Linked DNA regions of Mus musculus: region 1 is linked to region 2. Evidence: chromatin loops called from intact Hi-C (ENCODE). Cell type or tissue: left cerebral cortex. All regions are shown on one strand. Links, peaks and the distances in the headings refer to the core of each region. The heading gives the core; the rest is flanking DNA. Region 1 holds the start of Hoxa9 (homeobox A9). Region 2 holds the start of Gm32403 (a long non-coding RNA gene).

Evidence for each region. Peaks named below come from ENCODE experiments on the same cell type or tissue, not always from the same donor. Only the 100,000 strongest peaks of a DNase experiment are listed, where the experiment ranks them.
Region 1: a loop joins it to region 2, with 5 times the contacts of the local background. A loop is called at or near these places in 10 of 42 quality-filtered maps.

The regions. Positions count from the first base shown.
Region 1 is chr6:52,217,320-52,229,316 of GRCm38, forward strand. Hoxa9 (homeobox A9) reads right to left here and starts at 10,051. Exons shown (of 2, transcript NM_010456.3): 1 at 8,209-10,051; 2 at 5,778-7,163. The coding sequence starts at 8,785. The coding sequence ends at 6,925. It overlaps Hoxa7 (homeobox A7), which reads right to left and starts at 1,254. Exons shown (of 2, transcript NM_010455.2): 1 at 1-1,254. The coding sequence starts at 86. Gm52902 (a long non-coding RNA gene) reads left to right here and starts at 10,185. Exons shown (of 2, transcript XR_003956434.1): 1 at 10,185-11,997. In left cerebral cortex, for the core only: a CTCF peak has its summit at 4,499 (motif pointing left); DNase peaks (open chromatin) are centred at 3,155, 3,517, 3,691 and 4,457; H3K4me3 peaks cover 735 bases.
Region 2 is chr6:51,202,947-51,214,943 of GRCm38, forward strand. Gm32403 (a long non-coding RNA gene) reads right to left here and starts at 4,405. Exons shown (of 4, transcript XR_001785436.1): 1 at 4,231-4,405; 2 at 2,547-2,774; 3 at 1,691-1,812. In left cerebral cortex, for the core only: CTCF peaks have their summits at 3,931 (motif pointing right), 6,251 (motif pointing right) and 8,691 (motif pointing left); DNase peaks (open chromatin) are centred at 3,947 and 6,242.

The sequences.
Region 1 (11,997 bases), core at 1,474-9,473, 1.0 Mb after region 2:
CAAGAAGTCGGCTCGGCATTTTGGAAGAGAGAAGCCCCCGCCGTATATTTGCTAAAAAGCGCGTTCACATAATACGAAGAACTCATAATTTTGACCTGTGATTTGTTGTCCGGCAGCTTTCAGTGTCGGTTTTACGAGGTAGCGTGATATATGATAACATTACACCCCCAGATTTACACCAAACCCCATTTTCTTTTGGACGGAGCTCGCCGCGGCACGTGACCGCCCACATGACCGCCTCCGCCAATCTCAGCAGCCCTCACAGGTGGTCCCGCGCCACGGGCCGCCTGCCTCCTAGAATGGAAGGGGAAGAGGCTCACAGACGCGGCCTGCCTGCACCGGGCTGCCAGGGCGCCCGACGCAATCAGACCCCTAGGCTCCGCCAGAGCCCCGTCCCAGCCGCCGAAGCCTGGAGGCAGGGATCTCGCCCCCTCCCCCGACAACCTCATACCTATTCCTGAACCCCAGATCCACTGTGTGGATTCCCCCTGTTCGGGCCCTCTCTGAGGGTCCAAGACCCAGGGTCTCTGTAACCTGTCCGCCCAAAGATGGTCTAGAGAGGGAAATCCACTCTTTGCCCACCTCTCTCTATAAGCAGGGAAACCTTTAAGACCTGATTTGATGCTCCAGCGCCAACACCGCAGGCGCGGTGTCTCCTCTAGCCGAGCGGAGAGACCGCTGCCACAAACTGGAACCATGTGGTTCGAATAAAGTCAACGTCTCTCAGCTTCCTTTCTTTAATCGGCGGCGCACTGTTTATCTGCCCTAAAGGAAGCAGTGAAATATTTATCTATTAATGAGCCTCATTTGCCAACAGATATACTAACATGGGATTCCTTTTCTCCTCCCGGACACTGCGGCCCTGGCAGTTTCTCTGCATTTGCTCCTGGGCACCTGGCTGGCTGGCAGCAACTCCAGAGATAGCTCAACACCCGCTTTGTCCTTGCCACAACCCCTAGTTACCCCCTAGATGACAAAAAACTGGGGTATCCTCATTCAGTTTGGGAGAAACTCGGCTCCACAAATTTTAAAACACATCCGTCATACACTCCTGGCGGCTCTCAGGCAAGCAAGCCTTCCACCCTGTGGGCCGGTAACAGTTTTAGAGCTGGATTAGAGACAGGAGAGGTAATCTCAGGACCTGGGTGCTGTAGCTCATTGTGGAACCCCAGTTCTTTAGGAGACAATAAAAGCGAATAAGGGAGCCCTTTCTAGGGGCCACCCAGATCCCGCGGCTTCACCTTTCTAAGCACTGTGTGCTTGCTAAGCACAGCCTCGTTCTCTCCCAAATAGTAGCCCACCCTGGGGGCTTACCTTGCTGGGCTTCAGACCCCCTCCCCCTGCAATGATAGGTCGGGTGAAGGCTCTGCTGCCCAACGCTCTCTGGAGGATATTTGGGTGAACCCTTCCCCTAAACGCCTCATAAACTGCTCAGGCCATGCTGGAAGACTGGCGACCTTTTACTGCTCAGCTCGATTGCACATCATAAACCCGACTTCACAATGGAATTGCCCCGGAAATTCTCCTCTAAATTATAGAGTTTGGTTCCTGGTGTACAAAGCACTTTCTTATCACTTTCAGTGGGTCCAGGCTGCCTCCACCTACCCCACCCCCGTTTACCGCATCCTCTCAGGGGGGTCTTGGAAGCACAAAAGACAGAGGGATGTTCAAATCCCGCTGGAACGAACCCCAGCTCCTACCTAGTAAAGGGCTCAGGTTTTGGTGGGGAGGAGGGCAGGTGGGAGCTGGGCTATCTCCCCTGGAGCATAAGGACCCTAAGGCGGCAATATCCGGGATCCACTTTATGGTGGACCAGGATGGGAAACAGAAGAGGTGAAACAGGGAGGGGGTAGAAATCGAAATAACAGTGTCTTCTAAGAGAGAAATAAAATTCTAAAATAGCTAAAAGAAGATGAAGCAAACCAAAAGAAGGCTAGGAGATCAAAGAGGCGAAATTAGACTGCTTTAGACCAATAAATTGTTCCTGGGGTGACACAGAAGGGCGCACAGTGAAAGGCCAGGCAGGCCCAGGCGGTCTGTCTAGACTCAGGAGACTGGAGCAGTCCAAAGGCACGTGTCTAAAGTGGAACTTCTCTTTAGAAGGAGACCTGACAACCAGAGTTCGGAGTTGGGTTGAACAGGAAAAACACGACACTAACACACCTAGGAAGGTCATCTGAATTTGGCCTGAAAGGACTAAGTGGTTCCCACAAGAGACTCTGTGCTAGTTTGCCAAGGCCAAATAGGTCCCAAATTCTGCTGTTTTCAAGGTCTTGGCACTTCTGGGCACAAGTCTTCCCTCTGAGTGGGATTCAAGACTCACCAAAAACCCTCACTTCGTTTCTGTGTCTCTTTTCCCTTGGCAGACTTTGAACAAAATCAGACTCTCAGCAAGGCCTATTTAATTATATGTTTTCTGACTGTTGGCTCCCTACTTATTTAATGGAAATGTATCTGTTATGTGTGAAAATATTCACACACTATTGAGCCCAGACCCAGTTTTTAATCTGCTATCTAAATATTTCCCAACGCTGTCCCAGAACTAGCTTTCAAACCTACTGCCAGAGTTTGTTTCCTCCGTTTCCTGTGGCCAGATAGTCCTCAATGTTTAAATCTAGGTTTAGAATGTAAACGCAGACCTTTGCAGCAAAACGGCGCCTTCTAGAGAGTCCAGTGGTGCTGAGTTTGGGGGACTTTGAACCTTTCTAGTCTCCTCCCCTGAGAAGATGGTGGGCTTCAGCTATTGGGCTTGGAGACTATGTCCCCCGACTTAGTGAAAGGCGCCTGACTTGGACGCGGCCACCAATTCCTACCCGAAGCGAATAAATAAGCCCAGTTCCTTGCCGGGTCTTGTCCGGACGAAGACAGCGACAGGCTGTGAAAAACCTCTCAGCAGCGAAGACCAGAGAGCAGCCTGCCCCGCCGCCAGTCGGCCAAGGGCAAGGGAGGCTGCTGGCCTAGTCATTTCACCAGGCCTCTGAGCTCCTGGAGGCCTGCACCTACCTAGGGCCTCTGTGATCCGTGGAGGGAAGCGGCTGCTGCCAACCAGTGACTTCCATTGTTAGAAAACTGGAGCATTCTATTTGTGCCCACTGCTCAGCAGTAACATAAATATAGATTTCTCAGGATTAGGATAGGTATCTCTTGGTGCTCTCTCCAAGAAGCTATAAAACCCTTCCTACAATCAGATGCTGTGAAGTAGCATGAATTACATACGGAAATATAACGAGGATATATGCCTGTAGTACCTACGTGTGTGCAGGAAGATTTTTTTTTAAGGGAGTAAGAGAGAGAAAGAGAGGGAGACCCAGGAGATACGTCAGCCAGGATCGAGTCCCTGGTTTTACAGCGCATTCAGCACGGAGATGCGAGTCATAAACATTTTGTGGGCTTGGCCGAGACTATTACGACCCAAATAAATGCACTGTACGGTCTATATTCACGGCGCTTCGAAGGGTTAGTTTTCTTTTTGCTCTTGTGTTTTCTTTCCGAAACCATCCTACCCCAGAGTCTGATCCCACACACTAGCCGCCTTGCTCTGAAGCTGGGGACATCTAGCATTAAAAGTAGCCTGAGAATGAATGGGGATTTTTTTTTCTTTCTTCTAGCCTCCTCAACCGGCGACACCAGAGTAGCCTTGGCCTTTCAATGCCAAAGAAATACCACGGCCTGAGAAGCAAGAACGACTTCAACCATATGAATGCGTTTTGAAGCTAGAGTGTTAATGTACTTATTTAAACGTATAGATCATTTATTTTCGAACAACCTAACAGTTCCTAGACTATGCCCCAAGTTACCCCAGCGTGGCCAAGTTCCCCGAAGATCTACACAAGACAGCCACCAAGTATGACTTTATAACCAATTTTCAGCCGCCTAATTTTAAGGTCAGGTATTCAAACCGACCAAGTCCCCGATCTCTCTCTCTCTCTCTCTCTCTCTCTCTCTCTCTCTCTCTCTCTCTCTCTCTCCCCATACTGGTGGTGGCTAGCTAGGCCTGGTACCCCCCCACCCTGAACCAGGTTTGGGGACCTCACGGGTCGGCGGAACCCGTGGCCACAGGATGCGCTCTCTGTGGGTTCATCTGGTCCTGGGGCCGTAGGTGTTCATTCCCTTGTTCTTCGATCGTGAACGACCCGTTCCCCGTGCGCCTCGCTGTCCCTAGATCTCTGCTGGGATGAGGACTGTGACCCTGAAATGGAACTGGCGTTCTCAGCCACAGCCCCGCACCTTCGGCGTCGCTGCTGCCACGCAACACAGCGGTCTCGGAATGGGGCCGGGGAGGAGCGAGCGCCGAAGGTCAGGCAAGCCCCGGCGCATGCTGTGTCCCTTGGAGGCTTTCAGGCTGGCATGAGCAGCAGGGAAAATATACGACTGCTGCTCACACAAATCCCATTCCAGAAAGGCTCGCTTCAAGTCGACATTTTAGGAGCTTCCTAGGTCTCGGCGGCCGGAGATGGCGGCGAGAAAGCCTCTTGCGTGGAGCCACACTGCCATCTCCTGGAATTTTCTTGGCACTGCAGCCGCAGCTGCTCTGGCCCGCGTGAACTTCGGCAACGCCTGTGACCCCACCAGCGTTCCACTCCCATGGGCGGAGCGAGGGCCCTGTCCCTGGGGAATCCTTGGGGAGCCAGGAACCTACGCTGCCGAGGGGGCAATACCCATAAAAGAGGGCTGTTTCCGCAGTCTCTTTATCGGAGGCAGACAGAGCAAACAAATGAAAGGGTTTTGGTGGGATACCCTAATTGGAGCTGGACAGTTGTAAACTCATTAAGAGCCGAATTCCAGACAGTTCGCAGACCTTCCTTTATGGCACACCCTTACTGCATAAGCTTTGAAGTCCTTTCTGTCTGCAACAACAGAGGGCGTGCCAACCTGGCGGCTCGTTGGGGGTGGGGGTTAAGGAGAAGCCCCATCCACCCTCACCCTGGTCCCCCTTTCCCGGCTTAGAAGACAGTCAACATTGCAGAGAGATGGGGGTGCGAAGGAAAAGAATTGGGGGGTGTGAGGCGAGGCAGAATCCTCTGGCTACATCTGGAAGGCGCTTGGGCCTCCGAAGGCAGTCGTTCCCCCTACGCAGCCCTTTACACCCCATAAAGGGTAACAGCCCTCATTTTCTTTTATGGCGCTTCGGGGCTTGTCGGTTGCTAAGGCCTGCTTCTGTGGGGACTCCGAAGGTGGCTTAGCAGTGTAGGATGCTGAGCCCCTACCCCCAACCCGCCTCCGGCCAGGTTGGCAGGACTCAATGGGGCACAAGGGTATGGCTTTTCCACTCTCTGAAAACCCCTGACTATTTGAAGGAGCAGCCTCATTGCCGACATGTGGCTCCTGCCTGCCTCCTCAGAGTTTTCTTACACAGCTCCTTGACTTCCAGCCCTCAACTCGACCACCCTACTTCCAAAGGCTTCTTCAGTCCTTTTTTTTTTTTTTTTTTTTTTTTTTTTTTGTGAGTCCAGGGTTGGGGAATATTTTTGGAGGCAGCCAAAATGAAAGGGTGGACTTTCCACTGCTGCTGGCCAGCGAGGCCTAGCTTTCTGATGCTTCTCTGGTCGCCTGGCAAATAGATCCGAGTCTATTTGCTCCTCCGCTGGACTTCCCAGCTTTCCGCCTCTGCTTCCTAGCTACCGGCAACCATCTGAGTCGAGGGTGCTTAGGCCTGGCCCAACTACGGCTGGTTCCAGCGAGAGAGAGACCGAATTAGGGCTTTATCAACCTCACCTCAGCCCTCCCCCGAAAATATACCTAGAAAAAGAAGGTGCAAAGAGCAGAGCCGCACAACGTAAAAGAATCAATATATTTTATTTGGCAAAAGTTAAATATCTCGACACAACAATTTGGTCAGTAGGCCTTGAGGTAACTATTGCAAAATATACAGTGTATGTTCAATCCGATGGGAACCCCAAATTCACCAAGGATACAAATCTACAGTAGCCCAAGAGCAGTTTCATGGTGTATAATTTATTATCAATAAAATTAACTCCATTACAATAAGCACTCACTTTCTCCCAATTAAAATTAAGCGTAAACCCATAGGTAGCAACCCTCTGCACACACGTATAGCTCCGAATTTCCTCACTTCTCCTCTGGTGCAAAAACAATATTCAAGCTTTCTGATTATGAATATTTCTTTAATATGGAGATTCTATATACATTGGACAAAATTGGAGTCTAGAACGTAAAGATGAAGAAGCCCACATTTCAAAAGTAGATAAATCATGAATCTATGCATCCCGGAGAACTATCTCTCTTTTCTTTCCAAATCTGATTTCACTGGGAAATCCTTACAGCTAGTTTACAATCGTAGGTTAACAGTCTAGCTACACAGAAGACTACAGAGCTATACATTATGCCACAGCTTCTCTCCCCCCATAAACAACCTGAGTTCAAATTGAATTCTAGCTTCCACAATCACAATGGGTACTTCACCCAGCACAGAAGTTTGAGTCACAAAACATAATTACCACAATAAAACACAGTGTTCAAGTATTTTGGCAGAATGATCTGCCACACGAAGAGCAAATTAAATTAGCTACAGAGACTAAAAACTATACAGCCAGTCATCAACAGTTGTGCATTATATAAAAAGGTAGTTTTCTTTCCTTTTGCTTAAAGTCAGAAGCAGGTAGATTTTTTTTAAATATATATATATATATACAAGCTAGCACATACAGCCAATAGCGCTAATGCCCTCCCTTGTGTGTGTGTGTGCCTTCTATAAAATGGAAAGCTTACAATACCTCCTCCATCAAAGCCGCAGGCCTAAGAGCCAGCCTGAGCACGGACTGCCAGTGGGGAGATGAGGCCTGGGATTTAGAGCCCCTTTGTGCGGGTGGAGGCTGGGTTTGGGGGAGAGGAGACAGAGGGAGACGGACAGTCCTTTCTTTTTCTTTCTAGCTTGCTCTCTTTTTAAATGAGCCCCTAAAAGGCTCACTCGTCTTTTGCTCGGTCCTTGTTGATTTTCTTCATTTTCATCCTGCGGTTCTGGAACCAGATCTTGACCTGCCTTTCGGTGAGGTTGAGCAGCCGGGCCACCTCGTACCTGCGGTCCCGTGTGAGGTACATGTTAAACAGAAACTCCTTCTCCAGTTCCAGCGTCTGGTGTTTTGTGTAGGGGCATCGCTTCTTCCGAGTGGAGCGAGCATGTAGCCAGTTGGCAGCCGGGTTATCTGCGGAGGGAGAGAGACACTGGGTTTAGAAGGAGCATCCCGGTAGGGTCTGAAGGAGCCTCTTGGGGGTCTCTGGCCGAAGTGCAGGATGCCGCTGAATTGGTTAGAGGAAACACAATGAAGCCCTGGCAGACAGATCCACGGAGGGTCACTTACAACAGAGCCAAGAAAGTCTCAGCTCCCCCTCCCATCTCCACCCTCCTTTCTCCTCTCTCCCGTCCTCCCCTCTTCTTCTTCCTCCCACAGTCTGCATATTGTGAAAGGATGAAATCTGGAAACCATTTTTTTTTTTTTTTTTTTTGCCAGCAAAGAAAAGAGCAGGCTGCCCTGAGTTCTTGTGGCAAGCTTAACCTCTCCCACCTCTCTTTTCCTCTCTCTTTCCCTCTCTTCCCCTCTCTCTCCAACTGTCTTCCTTTCCCAGCTTCCTTGCAACTGTCCCCACTCTTTATTTGACCTTCCCGGAAGGCCGTGGGAACTCCACGGAAGGCAGGATGCCCCAGGGCCTTTGATCACATCTCCACTTTATTTGAATAAATCTGGCAAAGGGACCCAAAGCCCGCATCCTCATCTTGGGCAGGATTTCCGCCGCCACCTTCCAAAAGCAAGAAATGGAGGGAATCTGAGGTCTCCCCAAACTTCCCGGGTCAGATTGCCCGACTGACGTTGCTGCCACAGTTTGTGAACAATCTAGCTGCACAAAAGACTTCTCTGCGCTGCTTTCGAAGAACCGCCCAAAGTCTGTCTGTCCTAGGCCAGGGCAGCTTAGGAGAGGGGCGGCGGGTCTCCGCTCTACTCGCCCGCCCGCCCCGCCCCCTCACTGCAGCAGCCTCCTCCCTTTCCCCTAGCCGGCCCGGGTGCTCCACACAGTTCTCTGGACTTGGGGCCCCTATCAGAGGTGTTCCAAACACCAACTTCTGGTTCTCGGACCCTAGATCCAGAGGCACCCATCGAGGACGAAGGCAGGCTCCAGAGAAAGCTGACGCGCTGGTAGATCCTGGTGGCCTGCGTGGAGGCAGCGGCCGGTTTGCAGGAAGGAGACACTTACTGGGATCGATGGGGGGCTTGTCTCCGCCGCTCTCATTCTCGGCATTGTTTTCGGAGAAGGCGCCTTCGCTGGGTTGTTTTTCTCTATCAACTGGAGGAGAACCACAAGCATAGTCAGTCAGGGACAAAGTGTGAGTGTCAAGCGTGGGACAGTCACCCCTTCTGGCCGAGAGCGGTTCAGGTTTAATGCCATAAGGCCGGCTGGAGGGTAAGCCCGCGAAGGAGAGCGCACCGGGCGTGGGTTCCAGCCAGGAGCGCATATACCTGCCGTCCGGCGCCGCCGCCGCCACGGGCGCCTGGGGATGCACGTAGGGGTGGTGGTGGTGATGATACACTGCAGCAGGCACCGCATTGGCGCCCGCCGCGTGCACTGGGTTCCACGAGGCACCAAACACCGCCGCCTTGGACTGGAAGCTGCAAGGACTGAAGTCGGGGTGTTCGGCCAGAGCTGCCGCCTGCCTTGGGGGTTGACCCAGGGTCCCTGGAGCGTAGCGTCCCGCACCCAGCTCATCAGCAGCGTCGGCGCCCAGCAGGAAGGAGTCCACATAGTAGTTGCCCAGGGCCCCGGTGGTGGCCATTGCAGTAGCCCGCGCCTGGCCGGCCCAGCCCGACCCGCCGAAATTATGAAACTGCAGATTTCATGTAACAACTTGGTGGCACCAGGGGGGGGTGAAGTACAGTCACCTAATAAGTTGCCGGCGCCCGCGCCCCCATTGGCCACGCGCGTCACGTGTCCGCCCGGCAGAACAATAACGCGTAAATCACTCCGCACGCTATTAATGGCCCGGTGTTTTGCAGTCATAATTTTTATAGCAAAAGCCATATGTTTTTATGCAAAGGGATCGCGCAGCTCCACGATCTGGTTTGTTTTAATTGTGGCCAACGAAGATTAAAAGATCAAATCTGGCCTTGCCTCTGTACTCTCCCTTGCCACCCCCCCAACACACACACATACCAGACACACACACTTCTTAAGCGGACTATTTTATATCACAATTAATCACGCCATCAGGAAGGCGCGGGTCCCGCGTGTGAGCACGGCCAGCAGAGCCCCTCACATAAAATTAGACAATAATTGAAGCCATAAAAAAGCAGCCAAATCGCATTCTCACTCTACTGTATTTAAATCTATATTTATGATATTTCATAAGGAGTTATTGTTTCGGAAGCCACACAGGCTGGTGGAAAGTCAGGAGCGACCAACAGATTCGTTTGCCTCGCTGTGGCTCCCTGTAAAAATTTATGAGGACTTGGAAAGGTTAAATTAGACTGTTGTGTTTGGTTGGTGAATACCCTGTAAATAATCCTTGCAGTCCTCAGAGATGTGAGCCCCCCGCCCGCGCGCGCCCCCAGGGCCGGCCTAGAAAAGTCAAATACAAGGCTCTCTCCACCTCAAACAGAGTGACCACCGCCCCTGTCGCGACGCACCGTCGATGATACAACCACCTAAAATGGGCTACCGACCCTAGTCAGACTGGAAAGCCAGCCAGGCGCTTGCACATCGGCCAGATCACCCTTGCTCCACAGGGAAGGCCCCACAGAGCAACCAGAGCAACCGCCAAGGAGAGAACTGCCAACCCTCAAGGGTTTGTGTCACAAACGCCCTGATTGTGTCACAAGCGCCCTGGCCCACTTCTTTGAGCACAAACTGCCCAGCGAATTTTATTCCCTAGCCAGCGGGTTCTAAGCTCCATCATCTGTATGCCTAGTCCCGCTCCCCAGACTGGAGATGGGGAAAATCGCCAGTCAACATCAAGAGGTGTTTGTCTTGCTGAGGGGTCACCTCGCCTAGTTTCTGGGCCCTGTATGAACCGCTCTGGTATCCTTCCCTCTTCTGTTTTTTCCTCCTATTCCTCTATCACCCCACTTTTTTTCCCCTTCCTTCCCATTCCCCTTTTCCTTCTTTTGTTACTCCCCTCCCTCCCTTCCTCTCTTTCCCCCCCGCCCCCATCTCCAGCGCCCCTGCCTTGGTTATCCTTGAAACAGAACAACAGAGATCCCATAGTCAAACTACAGCTCAAGTCCAGTGCTACAAATTAACCCGGGAGGAACACTGGACATTGACTTTAATCTCATCCTTTGGTCAAATGGAGGATGTTATTTTTCACCCCTTAGAATCTTTGGGAATAAGAGAAAAAAAGTGAGAAGGCCACAGCCACTGTTGTTAATGGGAGGGGCGGTGGCCCCATCCCAATCTGGAACACAAAGCAACAGCTCTTAGAAACTGTGTAATTAAATTCACGTGTGAATTTTGTGCCTTCCAAGAGTATGTTTCTCATTACTTCACTATCCACAAAAATGCTGACCCGAGACATTTCCATCTTTGTTTTTGCTTTCTTCCTCAGAAATAGTTCAAGGAGACACTTTCCAACGCTCTGACAGATTCCCCCAAATATTAGGCTCTCCACCAGAGAGGGGCTGGGAAGCTCCCGGGATCCACACCCCCTCGCTTGTCGGCAGGAAGAAGAAAGTGGTCAGCGCCAGGAACTGGATGTGGCCTGTCCTGACTGCCTCAGTCCCCTCCCCCTAATATTTTTCCTTTCCCTGCAAATTCCTCCAAGACACACACACCCCCAACACAACCCAAGGTGTTCTAAATATCCGGTAGTCCTCTGAGGTTCAGGTTTTCATTAAAGCAATAACCCAGGAGTATAACTCTGCTCTTAATTGTAATAGTAAATGGTAGAGTATTCCTGGCTGACTTTTTCATTTTTTGTATTCAGAGAAGATATGTATCATCACCATCATCATTAATATCATTAATATTTATTAATTTAAAATACTTTTAAAACTTTAGTCTCAAAACAGAAAAATTACAAAGAATTAGGTACTGAGTATTAAGCAGCTGTTTACATGTGGCCCAAAAGGGGGAAAATTCATAAAAGGAGATATTGTCCTTGTGAGTCTAGAAACATGATCCTAAAGTATACAGGTTTTTATTTCTGCTTTCTTTTGGATGAGTTGTATACACATCTAGAAATAATAAATGGATGCAACCACACAACACCTCATGCTCAACTGAGAATCTTCCAAAAACGTTGGTCTTTGAAATAAGCCCAGTACCCGGATGCAGAAAATGGCAGAGAAGAGTTGGAGGGAGCCTGGAGTACTGGTCACTCAGATAACAGGTTGTTGGCTGAGCAACGAAAACAATTCCCGGGCATCAGCCTGAGCCGGGAAGGGAAACAGAGTTCTGTGGTCTCAGGCAGTGCCTGTGTTGTTGGGGGTGGGGAGAGGGTGGTTTGTTTCAGGTTTCTGTATTAAGAGTCGTTAGGCTGGTTTTCTTAGATTACAATTTAGTACCAGTGCCCCAGTTTGTGCCCTCCCTGATCTTGAATTTGGGATTGTTTTCACTCATTTAAAATATATTGGACCTGGGAAGGTCTCCCTTCTCAAACCCTCAGTTGCACAAGGCAGGACATTTTCTGAATCTAAAATGGCTAGCAAGCCAGCGAGCAGTCAAGCCTTGGACCCGGTGAGGCTCTCTCATCACGGTCAAAGCCCGAGTTAGGACCCGTAAAGCTGGCAGAGTCGGTCAGAAGCTTCCCGCTGAAGCGTTCTCAGTAGTCGGGCGACACAGAACCTAGGCAGGAATTCAGCCCTGATTCCAATTTCCGAACCAATGGATCTGGCAAAGTGTTTCCTGCCCTCGATGTGGGCACACAAAGACGCCGCGGGTGCCCCCTCACCGGATCTCTCGGGCAGCCGCTAACGCAAGGCCGCCGCCATCCGGTCGTGATCGTAACCGAGGCCTTGTCTGCGCAGAGGCCCACCAGGCCAGAAAACACGG
Region 2 (11,997 bases), core at 2,058-10,057:
TCTGTAGGCATAACTATGACTTTCATGGAGGGGAGAGACTCTGGGGTTACCTATCAAACATTTCCCATGGCTTAAGGGAGAGTTGGGACCTTTTCACATTTAAGTTCAGATCACAAATTTGGCTTGAAGAATTACCAGCCCAGATTTCCCTTTGAAGTCCAGTGGTCACATCAAAGGATGTCCCTAACAATCTCCTAGGCCTGGATATAAATATTCCTGTTTCTCGTCCTTTGAATTTCTTGAGTTTGTTCTGAAGTTGTACAATAGCCAGCTGTGTCACAAGGAGAAACTTTAAATTTACAAAGATGATTGCCCCAAATTAATAGTTTAAGAGGTTGGAGGGGCAGGTAAAGAAACTAAGAAAGCAACATTGCTTAGCAGGACCTCTGGAGAGGGTCAGCCTGTCCCTAAAAAAAGGATTGCCACCTATGGGGGTTGGCTGTAGCCCTGCTGATATATGCTCTTGTCCCAGCTTAATTATTAATAGGCAGCCTTTTGCCCTCACAACTGTCCCAGTTTGGATGTTGAATTATATAGCCACCCTACCTAGGAACTATTAAAAAAAAAACAGTTGAAATAGGTTTTGTTCTTTTAAGGAATTTGCAAACAATCTAAAAATGGGAAGAAGATGAAGGAGGAGGAGGAGGAAGAGGAAGAGAAGGAAGAGGAGGAGAGGGGAGAAGGAAGAGAGGGGGAAGGAGGGGAGAAGAGGGTGGAGGGGGAGAAAGGGAGGAGGGGGAGGGGGAGGGAGAGGAGGGGGAGGGAGGAGGGAGAGGAAGAGGAGCTATGCACTCAGTTGAGTTGCTCAGCCACAGAAGGCTCAGCGAGATTGTATCAGTTTTGTTCATGAAGTTCAAATTATGAGCCACTAATGTGGACTAGAACTAATTTTATTATAATCACCAGTCTACAATAAAACAAATGCAGAAGGCGATTTGTTGAGTCGTGATGCTCAGATGCAGATTAACTCCAGTGCTCTGGTGCCTAGAGAGGAAAGCCCAACCTGCCATTTAATTTCCGAGGGATGGGTTGGGGTGTGTGACTTCTGAAGAGACTTCTACCCCAGATTCCCAACAGTGTGAGTGAGGGTCAGGCCCACAGTGACAGGCAGAGACACATCATCCTTCCTGTCACACGTGTCACATAGACAGGGGACTGTGACCAGATGCCCCCTTGTCAGGGACTTCTGGCTTCTATGGAAGAATGGCTATGGGGTTGGGTCTTCCTTAGCCTTACCTCAGCACTCCCAGCACATCTGATGCCCTCTTGAAGGTACAGGGTTTGTTTTTGTTTTTTAAAATAATTTGTTTATTTCCATCTTATGTGCACTGGTGTTTTGACTGCATGCCTGTCTGTGTGGAGGTGTCAGATCTTGAAGTTACAGACAGTTTCGAGCTGCCATGTTGGGTGCTGGAATTTGAAACTGGGTGCTCTGGAAGAACAGTCAGGGTTGACAACCTCTGGACTGTTCCTCCAGCTGGAAGGTGGAGAGTTTTAACCTCCTTGCTTTTAACTAAGTGGTACAGGCAGGGCCTAATTCCCAGTGCACACCCAGAGAACTCAGAACTGTACCCTGCCAGCTCCAAGTGTCCCCAAGACTTGGTTCATCCCCCCCCCAACCCCACTGCAGCCTTCTCTGACACATCGCCATCACAGAAACACACAGGGAGTGGAAAGCAGTTTCTCTCACCCTGCCGGCCCCCATCCCTCAGACTCTAGTACCCCCTTCTGCAGGGAGCTCCCAAGGCCAGCAATGATGTTCTTCTTTGCAAATCCTTGGCCGAGCACACTGTGTCTGTCACACCAGCACCCCTGAAAAACAAAATAGATACTGTGTACTTATTAAACTCTTACTGCATACACAAGTATACACACACACATTGCAATCTGATATTTAAAATTGTGATAAAACACGTCATAAATTTATATTAAATTTAATATTTTAATGTGCAGGTGACTAATGTGAAACATATTCACTTTGTTATGCAAATTGTTCGCTAAATCATTTTCATCTGGCACAACCTGCAGCAAGATACACTTACATGCTGGGGAATCATTATCTCATTTAAATCTCATACTGTTGGTGGTAGGGATAATTATTATTCTCATCTTGAGACAAGATAACAAATATTTATTTCAAGGTCGAAAAACGAATGGTCTGCAGCCATATTTTCAATTCATACATCTTTGCAATTTTCCAATATGTAAAAGTCGTGTAAGCTTGAAGGTTTATAAAAACCGCCAATCACCTTCTGTCTGGCTTTCATTTTTAAAAGATTCTCATGGAAGCTGAGTAAGGTGTTTGTCAGGCAAGCATGAGGACCCCAGTTCCCATCCCAGCACCCAGTAAAAAAGCTGCCCGTGGAGGCAAGTGCTGGCAACCCCGGTGCTAGGGGCGGAGTTGGAGACAGGAGGGCCATGGGACTCACTAACCCTGGGGTTTTAGCAAAGAAAGGCATATCAGTCTCATGGAAGTAAGCCTTGCTATTTTGTACATCAACTAAGTCAAGACAGGAGGAAGTTAGATGGGGAGGGGCAGGGCTTACTCTGACAAACTGTTAAAGACCCTCAGTTTGGGTGCTTCTCATCTCTCTCTTTGCTGGTTCACTTGTGTGCCAGCAACACTTCGCATAAAGTTGGGTCAGCCTGCGGGTGCCTCTGCTCTGTGTTCAGTGCACCTGCCAGGACCCGCGTTCTAGTCCGGCCCGAGCACGAAGCCCGCCTTTCTTTCTCTTCGGCCTCTTAACAGCTGACATTTTGCAGAGCTTTCCTCTCTGTGGATACGAAGCACAGGGATAACCTGCATGGACTCAGATCTTCAGCATCAGGAACGAAATCACTACAGTGCTCTATCTGTGGTGTAAAGGAAAACCAAATGAAAATTTTGACTACTGTGATGCCCAACGGCGTTTGCTGCTCTGCCTGGACCCAGCATGCGGTGTTAGCCCGAACTCTGCACACAACAAAGTGAAGTACAACATTCTCTCGATTTTTCAAGAAGATTTCAGAGTAACAAAAGGAGAGAATAAAAATCTTTAGACTTTTCTGTTTAATTATAATGCAGGCACTTTACTCCTCGGTGACTGTCTGCTGGGACACTTGACCACGCTGCACACAAGGCACAATGATCTTGTATCATCTCGGGCATAGGGAGGCTTCCACGACACTAGCCTCTATGCACTGAGTTTTTTTTATTGCCTGATCTAGTCCTCTGATCACCTAACACAGCCCAATTTTAAAACATATGCCATAGAGAGGAAACCCAAACCCCTTTTAAAACCTCAGCTTCTTCAGAACATGGGCTTCTCTGGGCAGCTGGTGCACTGAGAAGGTCTACTGCCTGCTGTGTGCATCCTTAGGCTTTGATGTCTGAAGACATTGTAAAAGAACGAACTTGTACCAGGACACCCCCTGTAAGACTCAGCACTCTGTCACCATAACAAAATATTCAAGGCTTGTAAAGAGAAAGTTGTAAAGAGAAGAAATATATAGTGGCTCATAGTTTTGAAGGTTGCAGTCTATGATTGGGTGGTCCTATTGTTTGTGACTTATGACAGGAACATGTGACAGCAAAGCTGTTCACCTCAGGAGGTGGTGTGTGTGTGTGTGTGTGTGTGTGTGTGTGTGTGTGTGTGTGTGGTGTCGGGGGTGTAGATGACTGATCATTAGTCTCTCATTTTCAAATTTTGTATAAAAGTAGATCTTTTCATACTGCATGTCAGGAGAGTTTTACTCTTCATTTTATGAAAACACAGGTACATCATACCCACACCTAGCACACTGAACAATTACTACCTACAGCTTCTTCTGTGTGGATTTAATGAGGCAAAGGTTCCTGGGGATTCGTTTTTCATTTAAAAAAATATATATCTATTTTAATTTTATGTGTGTTTTGCATGTGTCAAGTGCATGCAATGCCCATCGAGGCCAGAAGAGGGCATCAGATTACACGGAGACCAGAGGAGGGCAAAGGATGCTCTGGAACTGGAATTACAGATAGCTGTGAGCTGCCTTGTATGTATGGGTGCTGGGAATCAAAGCTGCATCCTGTAGGAGGGCAGCCAGTGCTTTGAACCCCAAAACCATTCTTCCAGCTCTGCTTTTGGTTTGAGGACGGGGTGTCGTGTAACTCAGACTGACTGACCTCAAATTTACCGTGTAGCAAAGACTGGCCTCTGGATCCCCAGTGCTAGGATTTCAGGGGTGTGCCACCGTACCCAGTTTACTTACTAGAGCCCATATTTGGAGATCTGGGCACTCTAGGCGGGCATTCTACTGAGTCACATCCTTACTTGTGAAAGGTTCTTCTTAAATCTTAGATGCAATGATAGCACCCCCAGGGGCCGGAGGCAAGCACTGTGTAGGTTCTGTCTTGTCTCAGAGAAGTCGCCGCCTCACTGTTTTCCAGCTGAGCAAACAGACATGGAGTCAGGGAAACTGGAGCTCCAACCCAGGGCTTTCCAGCCTTGCAGCCTGTCTTTGTTCACCTGCTTGGCTAATACCATTATGCAAATGGACTTCCCTAAACAGAGATGGGAAAGACTCCTCCAGCTTTTAGCTTTCATCACTGAACCTAGCTGTGGCAAACGCACACTAGACTGTCCTCCTGACCTTCACTTTCCCTGCACCCACCTGTGATAATGAGGTGGCCCTGACTTACAGGACACTTCCAGCCTAGATGCCAACGCTATAGTCACATAAGAACACGGAGCCAGACAAGGCGCTTTATGATGAAAGTCCTTGCAAGGACTCCCCGATTGTGGAAAGTAACTGCCATTCTCAGGGCACCTGCAGTCTCAGCCCCTCTGCCAAGCACGCCCCCCACGCCCTCTCCAGTCCCATGAAGAAGAGATTATCACGTCTGCCTTACAGGAGAAAGGACTAAGACTGAGAGAAGTCACAAAGCACGCCTGAGGTTAGCATCGCCCAACCAGAGCTTTGTCTGAGGATAGGACAGAGTCCTCTGTCCTTCCACCCTGTGCCTCTTCCTTGATATCCAAGCTCTTTATCTCCCTGTTCCTGGAAAGCCAGGAAAGGGAATTTGAGACTCATCTCACTGATAATCTGGTGTCAGCTCCAGCTGGTACCGGGGGAGGGGGGGCGGGGTGGGGTGCGGGAAGGCGAGAGCGGGGGAGGGTATAGGCTGCTCCTCATGCCTCTCCTCTGCCTTACTCCTTGGAACCCTCCTGGGCTCCTTGTAGGACCCCAGAAGCTCACCCCCTCCCTGCTGTGCTGGCTCTCTGCTCTTTCCCACTCTACCCGTGCCATGTCCCGCTCCCCCTTGCCTCCTCTGCCGCTGCAGCCCTCCAAAGTCGTGGCTTCTGGGGACGTCTCTCCTCCTCCCTCTCAGCCTGGGTGCTTCCTCTTATGTTACATTTGCTTCATACGGTGAGCACTGCCAATGTGTCTCCGCCCGAGGTCTGGAGTTCCTGAAGGCCATGGATAACATTTAGCCCTTTAAAAAAAAAAACCCTGCCAATTGCACTAAATTGACCTCCCCCCTCTTAAATAATTCTAAGTGTAATTTTAGTGTCAGTGTTTAGGCATCAGAGTCCTGCCGTTTGGATTATTGTGGATTTATCTGATCTATTTATTCTCACAAACTAGACTGGTTCTGTATATCTTTTATATAAATGAATGGTTCTCAACAAAAAAAAAGAAAATGGCTTAATTATTACATGTGATAATAAATCTCTAAAATTAAAATTAAAACTGTCCTCTGTTAGACCGATTTATAAAGAATATCTTTATGGACAAAAGAAACTGCTTAATAATCTGCTTTCTGAAAAATAGTTTTTAAAGGAAAGCCATTAATATTTTTTGAGGTGAAAAGGCTTCTTTCCAATGTAATACTGCTTTCAGTTTAAATCCTATGCTAACATTGACATACAATTGCTTTCATAGTGTGGTAGTGCGCCAGTTGGAAGGGGGGAAGAGGGAGGGAGGGAGGGAGAGAGGGAGAGAGGGAGGGAGGGAGGAAGAGAGAGAGAGAGAGAGGGAGAGAGGGAGGGAGGGAGGAAGAGAGAGAGAGAGAGAGAGAGAGAGAGAGAGAGAGAGAGAGAGAGAGAGAGAGGGGGGGGGGGGGGAGAGGGAGAGGGAGAGGGAGAGGGAGGGGGGTTGATGCAGCCTGTAAGGACGCCTCTCTAAAAGAATCTAGCTCAGGCTCATAAATAAGTCAAGATTATGCTAATGACTAGGGCGGAACACAATTCAGGCTTTGCCAATTCCATAAAATAGACACCAGGGGGCACTACAGGACCACGTTTTGCAATTTCAGGAGCCATTTTTTTTCCACCTCAAATTGAACAACCATTTCTTGAAGAAAACAAACAAATAAAAACAAACCAAGACAAAATAAAAATTGTTAACCTTCTGAGCACCGGAAGTTATTTTGTTTATTGTTTTAGATATCCCATCATTACAAAGATTAACTAGGGAGGCTTACAAGGTTATTTGAAAAGACAATGTGCTAAGAAAGGCAGTTTGTCTTCCTCTTCACGTTGCTTTGTGTAGGATCTCTCTCTCTCTCTCTCTCCTCTCCCACTCCCGTGTGTGTGTGTGTGTGTGTGTGTGTGTGTGTGTGTGTGTGTGTGTGTTGTTGTTGTTGTTGTTGTTGTTGTTGTTTACTAGAGAAGAAACCATTTAGGAAATATCACATTTATTCTGCTGTACTTCCCCCACATAGCCTCCATGTTTCCAGCATTATCTTAATTGTTATTACCCAGGTATCAGCTTTCATTCATCTTCTAATCCAATCAGTAAATAGTTGTGGAAACCCTTCATGGCTGCCATATTCTGGACACACCAGGCACCGGAGTCGAGTCCCGTGGCCCAGGTCTGAAGTAAAAAAAATTAAATGATTTTTTAAAAAGATTGTTTCTTTTTACTGCCTCTAGAAATACATATTAAAAAAGAAAAACAGTAAAGCCACTGCTTTCTGTATGTGGCAGTCTCAGACAGAACAAAGATAATTTGCTGGGGCTTTTTGCTAAGTGCCTGGATTTCTATTGATCAGAGAAAATGGGCGCCGTGGGCTGGGGGATTTTTTTGCTTTTCTTTTCCAAATCCCAGGTCCATCAAAATGCATAACTGAAATTTAGCAAGAGATTGGGAAAACTAAAGCCGTTCTTGCTGTCTCGAGGAAGATGGTCTCTGGACCCGGCTGGGCCTCGCTGGCACCCATGGCTAATCCAAACAGGACAAAGAGAGTGTTCCTTTCTTCCTCTCATCCAGTCCCAAAGGCTCCCACGACTAAGCATGCATTGTCACATGCGCATTGTTGTCTCTTGTTTCATCTCATGGTCACAGTGACCCCATGAGATAGCCCATTTCCCACAGGACAATTGGAGGCTTAATTCTTAGCCCAAGATCACACAACAATATTCAAAATCAAGTCTTCTGGCCTCCAAAGATCAAAAGTCCTGAATTATTAGAGATCACTCATTAAATAGCTGTCAACTGACTCATCTCCATGTTTAGGTCAGCAATGCAAATGGCTGACCCACCTACAAATGGCTGACCCGCCTTTATGCATGCCCAAGCCCATTCAATCTTCTTCCTGTGCAAGGTGCCGTGGCCCAGTCTCTCTCCAGGTGAGGTTTGGACTCAACAAAGGTTTAAGGAATGTGAGCAGGTCTGCCTGTCACCTGCAAGGTCCTCTATCTGTGTCAGCAGAATACAGACACCCAGCAGCAAGCCCTTGGCTCCATGGGGCCACAGCATGAAAGTCAGCAGGTCCCCCTGAGTTGCTGTGTGAGAGGTACCCTCTCAGGGCACTGACAAACTCAATCAGGGAGGACCATGATCAAGGTGTGACTTCGACTGTGCTAAGCCACTGTGATTGACTAGGGACTAGGGACATTAGTCAGTCAGCACTCACTAACTAATATACTAGGAAGACTATGGCTTCCGTGAAATAAAAAATGGAGATTTGACCATTAGGATCTTGAAGTCTCACTTAGTTCTCTGTAGTGACAGTCTACTTGGGTGTTGGGAAGTGTCAAAGCCAGGGTGTCCTCCACACCTGAGAAATCTTGGGATTCCTATGACATTCTTTCTACCCTTCCAGCCCCTGCCCTTCACCACTCATGTTTACAGGTAGGACCAAGCTGTCTCTGCTAAGAGGCTCTTTGTCCACAGTTTTACCCATCCAAGACCCCTTTTTTCCCCATAACGCCTCTCCCGTGTGTTCTAGACAGTTCTAAGCAAACACACACTGTCTTCAACCTCAGCAGCAGTGTGGACAGCTTCTGGGGGCTCTGCTCGCTGGCCACAGCCTCCCCACCCACTTCTGCCCACCTAGTGACCTTCGTGGGAACTTAGACCCACAAAATTCTTCCGCCAAAAGGGGGGCTGAGGACAGGCCTGGATCTTGAGAAGAAAATAGAAAGGTTTGGCTCTTTGAAAAGTACTGACTTTCTGAATGATCCTCCCTTGATATCTGTAAGCCATTATGTTTAATAAACACAGGCGGGAAGAACGTCTTCTTCTGCGGCTCATGCGTTAACCCACAGAATGAAGGGGGTGTCAGTGCACAGGAAGTAGTGATGACACAGCCACACAGACCCCGAACCACTAGAGAAAAGAGTATGTGTGGAATGTCGGTTTTTTTTTTTTTTTTTTTTTTTTTTTTTTTCTGTACTGAAACTAACTTCTCCCTCTTCTGGCGTGCCAAAGCACTTCAGGGAAAGCTATTTCTGTCAGCTCACAAGCGCCATGCTCTTGGGGGCTGGAGTTGGACCTCAGTACCTCCCTGTCTGTGGCCTCACAGTGCCCTGGCCTTCAGGGGCTTGTGAATCACACACACAATAGGAAAAAACCCAAACCAAACCAAAACAGACAGGAAGAGTTGAAACTGGGCTTTTGTGTGCTGTGACAAGAGTGCAGATGTAAAGCCAAGGACTTGGTTATATTTGGTGGGAGTATTTGGTTATCTACGGTAGAGGTATTTGGCTGTGGACAGAGTGGGAGAGAGGGAAAGACGGGGATACTCGTAGAGTAGAGGCACACTATTCCTAATATTACAGTATATTTGGTTGACTATTAGAGTGGAACTGTTAGGGACTGGCCATTATTCCTCCCCTTCAGTAAATGATCCCTTTCTCTGACTTCAGGAGTAGCTGGGAACTGGCTTGAGAGACTACCCCAGCCGAGGCTATCCCAAAATCCACGTCCTGGGCTGGAGACTAGAATCCATCCTCGGAGAACCCGGGGCTAAGCCTTGCTTCCTCTCTCTCCAGCCCTCCAACTCCTGCTCTGTCTCCTGTAAGCTACAGAATCCTAGCCACTGAGGGCACGGCTGCTGGGTACCCCAGTGCATGTTGTTCTAACACCTGGCTCACAATATAAATTACCATCAATTCCAAGGGCGAAAGTCAAGGTTAATGACAAAACAAAGGAATGCATAGTTAACCAATAAAAGTGTTCTACCGCTACCCAAGATGAAATAAGGTTAATTAAAGTAATTTTCAAAAATGCTAGCAGGACCACAGTTCCGGGGAATGTGTGAGCAGGGCAGGCACGTTTGCATCCTTAAGGGACGTAAGTGATCCAGGCAGACATAGAGGATGCATCTGCAGCCACGAAGGCCAACAACGAGTTAGCTTTATTTTTGCAAGCCTCTTTTGTTTTTGACACATTCAGGCACTATTACATCTAAAATTCAGTGCCCTAAGCATTATATGCTGATTTCTATTTATAAAAGCCGAACTATAGGAAAAGTAATTGATTAAGTTAACCATTCATCCGTAGGTACTTAAGCATGAAGATCTATGGGGCCCGGCACTTGGTCATCTTCAGCCATTATTGCACAGTCTATAAGAATACAAAATGGCCGGGTTTCTATGGCACAGCTGCGACTTTGATGGATCGTGAGAAGACATGGCCACCATTTTTAATTCTGGAAATGTAAGCTTTTCTGGAGTAAATTAACCTAATCACACAGCACGAGTAAATTAATGCCAGTTCACTACCTAATTGCAAAAATAATATTAACCTGAAGAATCTAAATCTACTGGTGACACATACTCAATTTTTATAGTGTGCCCCTGACAGTTTTTCTGGGTTATATGTGGTCCTCTGCAGCGGTGGCATCTCTGCTAATTAAAAATGCTGAGAACACAAATACCACTGGCCAAGTGATAGGAAGACGTCCGTAGCGGCCATTAGGCTGTTATAATTGGGACACTACTGGGTATCTTGCATAGCTGAGTCAGTGAGAATTTCTCCAGACTTACTCCCTGGGCCATAAGGGGGATTTTTCCCCCCAAAGTAGGCCTGCTGCTTCCTGCTCTCATTTACCAGCCTGCAGTGGGAGAATCAGACACAGTGTGAGGTGACCAGTGCCTTTGGCAGCATCCTGGGCACTGGTGCCCTGGAATCCCTGAGATGGGAGGAGACTTGACTCCAGCAATCCGGAAGAGGGAGGGCCTGAACTTACAAAATTTCTCCTGGGCCTCAGCCTCAGAGCTTTCCAAGATGGGAAGCTTAAGTAGCAACTTTGGGGGCCAAGGCAGAGTAAACGCAGAGCAGAGCAGAGCGCATCAGCCGTTTGTTATCCTGTTGATGATGGAAACCAGCCACTAACTGAAGTCTCCGAGCACAGAGCCTCAGCCTCTGCAGCGGGGCCTGCACAGCCTCCTCCTGCGCTAGAAAGTTCTAACCCTTCTTTGAGCTTTTCTTGCTGAGTCTACGGCTATGCGATGGCTGTTAACTGCACAGAACCAGCCAAGGCCCCAGACAGAAGAGAACAAATGACGGAAAGTCCTGGGCCTTCCTGCGCTTCTTGCCCAAGATTTCCCGGAGCTCCCTGTGGGTTAGGGACTCCGGCTTAGGCTGTAAGAGGCTCCTAGACAAACTCCTTCTGCTTTAAATACTTTCCACATGCTCTACCGCAATTGCGGTTTGATTTTTAAGTCACGAATCCTCATCTTAATGTTCTCCTAGGGCAGGTGGCAGCGTCACACTATATACGTTAGCTTTCCCCGAACCTAAGGTTATACGATTCAGAGACCAATCTTGGTAAAAATGGCCATTTAAAATCTCTAATCACTCTTTACCTTAGTTTACTGTAACTGGCTGCTTTTGCCACTTAAAGAATTAAAAATAGAATCATTTTTCTAATTATCAAATGACCATATCCCTTTTATGGGAAGGGGTATATATCCTTTTTAAAATTTATACTCTCGTCATTTTAAGTCTGGGTCCATTTCTTTTCCTTCCCTAGTTATTCTCTGGGGAAACAGGCCTTTGTCAGTTACCGTGACGCAGAAGTATTTTCCCAATATTGTCTGTTAATTCTCGTCCTCCACAGAGCTGTAAAAATGATGGTAGTCCCTGTGGTGGTTTGCGTTTGCTTGGCCTATGGGAAGTGGCACTATTAGGAGGTGTGGCCTTGTTGGAGAAGGTGTGGTAAAATGGATGGGCTAGCTTTAAACTGGGAACCAGGAAACCTCCCGAGCTTGAATTCAGTCTTACTACATCGTTCTGGCTTTTCAGAAAACTCTTATTAGCAAGAATAAAAACTGGGAACACTTTGACTACCCCACAGGATAAATAATATGGAAAAAAAAAACTTTTAATGCATCTTAAGGTTTCTACTGATGCGATGAGACGCCATGACCAAAACACATCTCTTCTATCCACATCACAGTTCATCATCCAAGGAAGTCAGGACAGGAACTCGAACAGGGCAGGGTCCTGGAGGCAGGAGCTGATGCGGAGGCCATGGAGGGTGCTGCTCGCTGGCTTGCTCTCCTGCCTGCTCGGCCTGCTTTCTTATAGGACCCAGAACCATCAACCCAAGGCCACCCCAACGACAATAGGCTGGGCCCTTCCCTATCAATCGCTAATTAAGAAAACAACTTACACGCTTGCCTACAGCCTGATCTACAGTTCCCAGTTGAGGCTCCCTCCTCTCTGCTGACTCTAGCTTATATCAAGTTGACATGAGACTGTTCAGCTCATAACGTGAGGTGTTCCTATCACTGAGGCATCTAC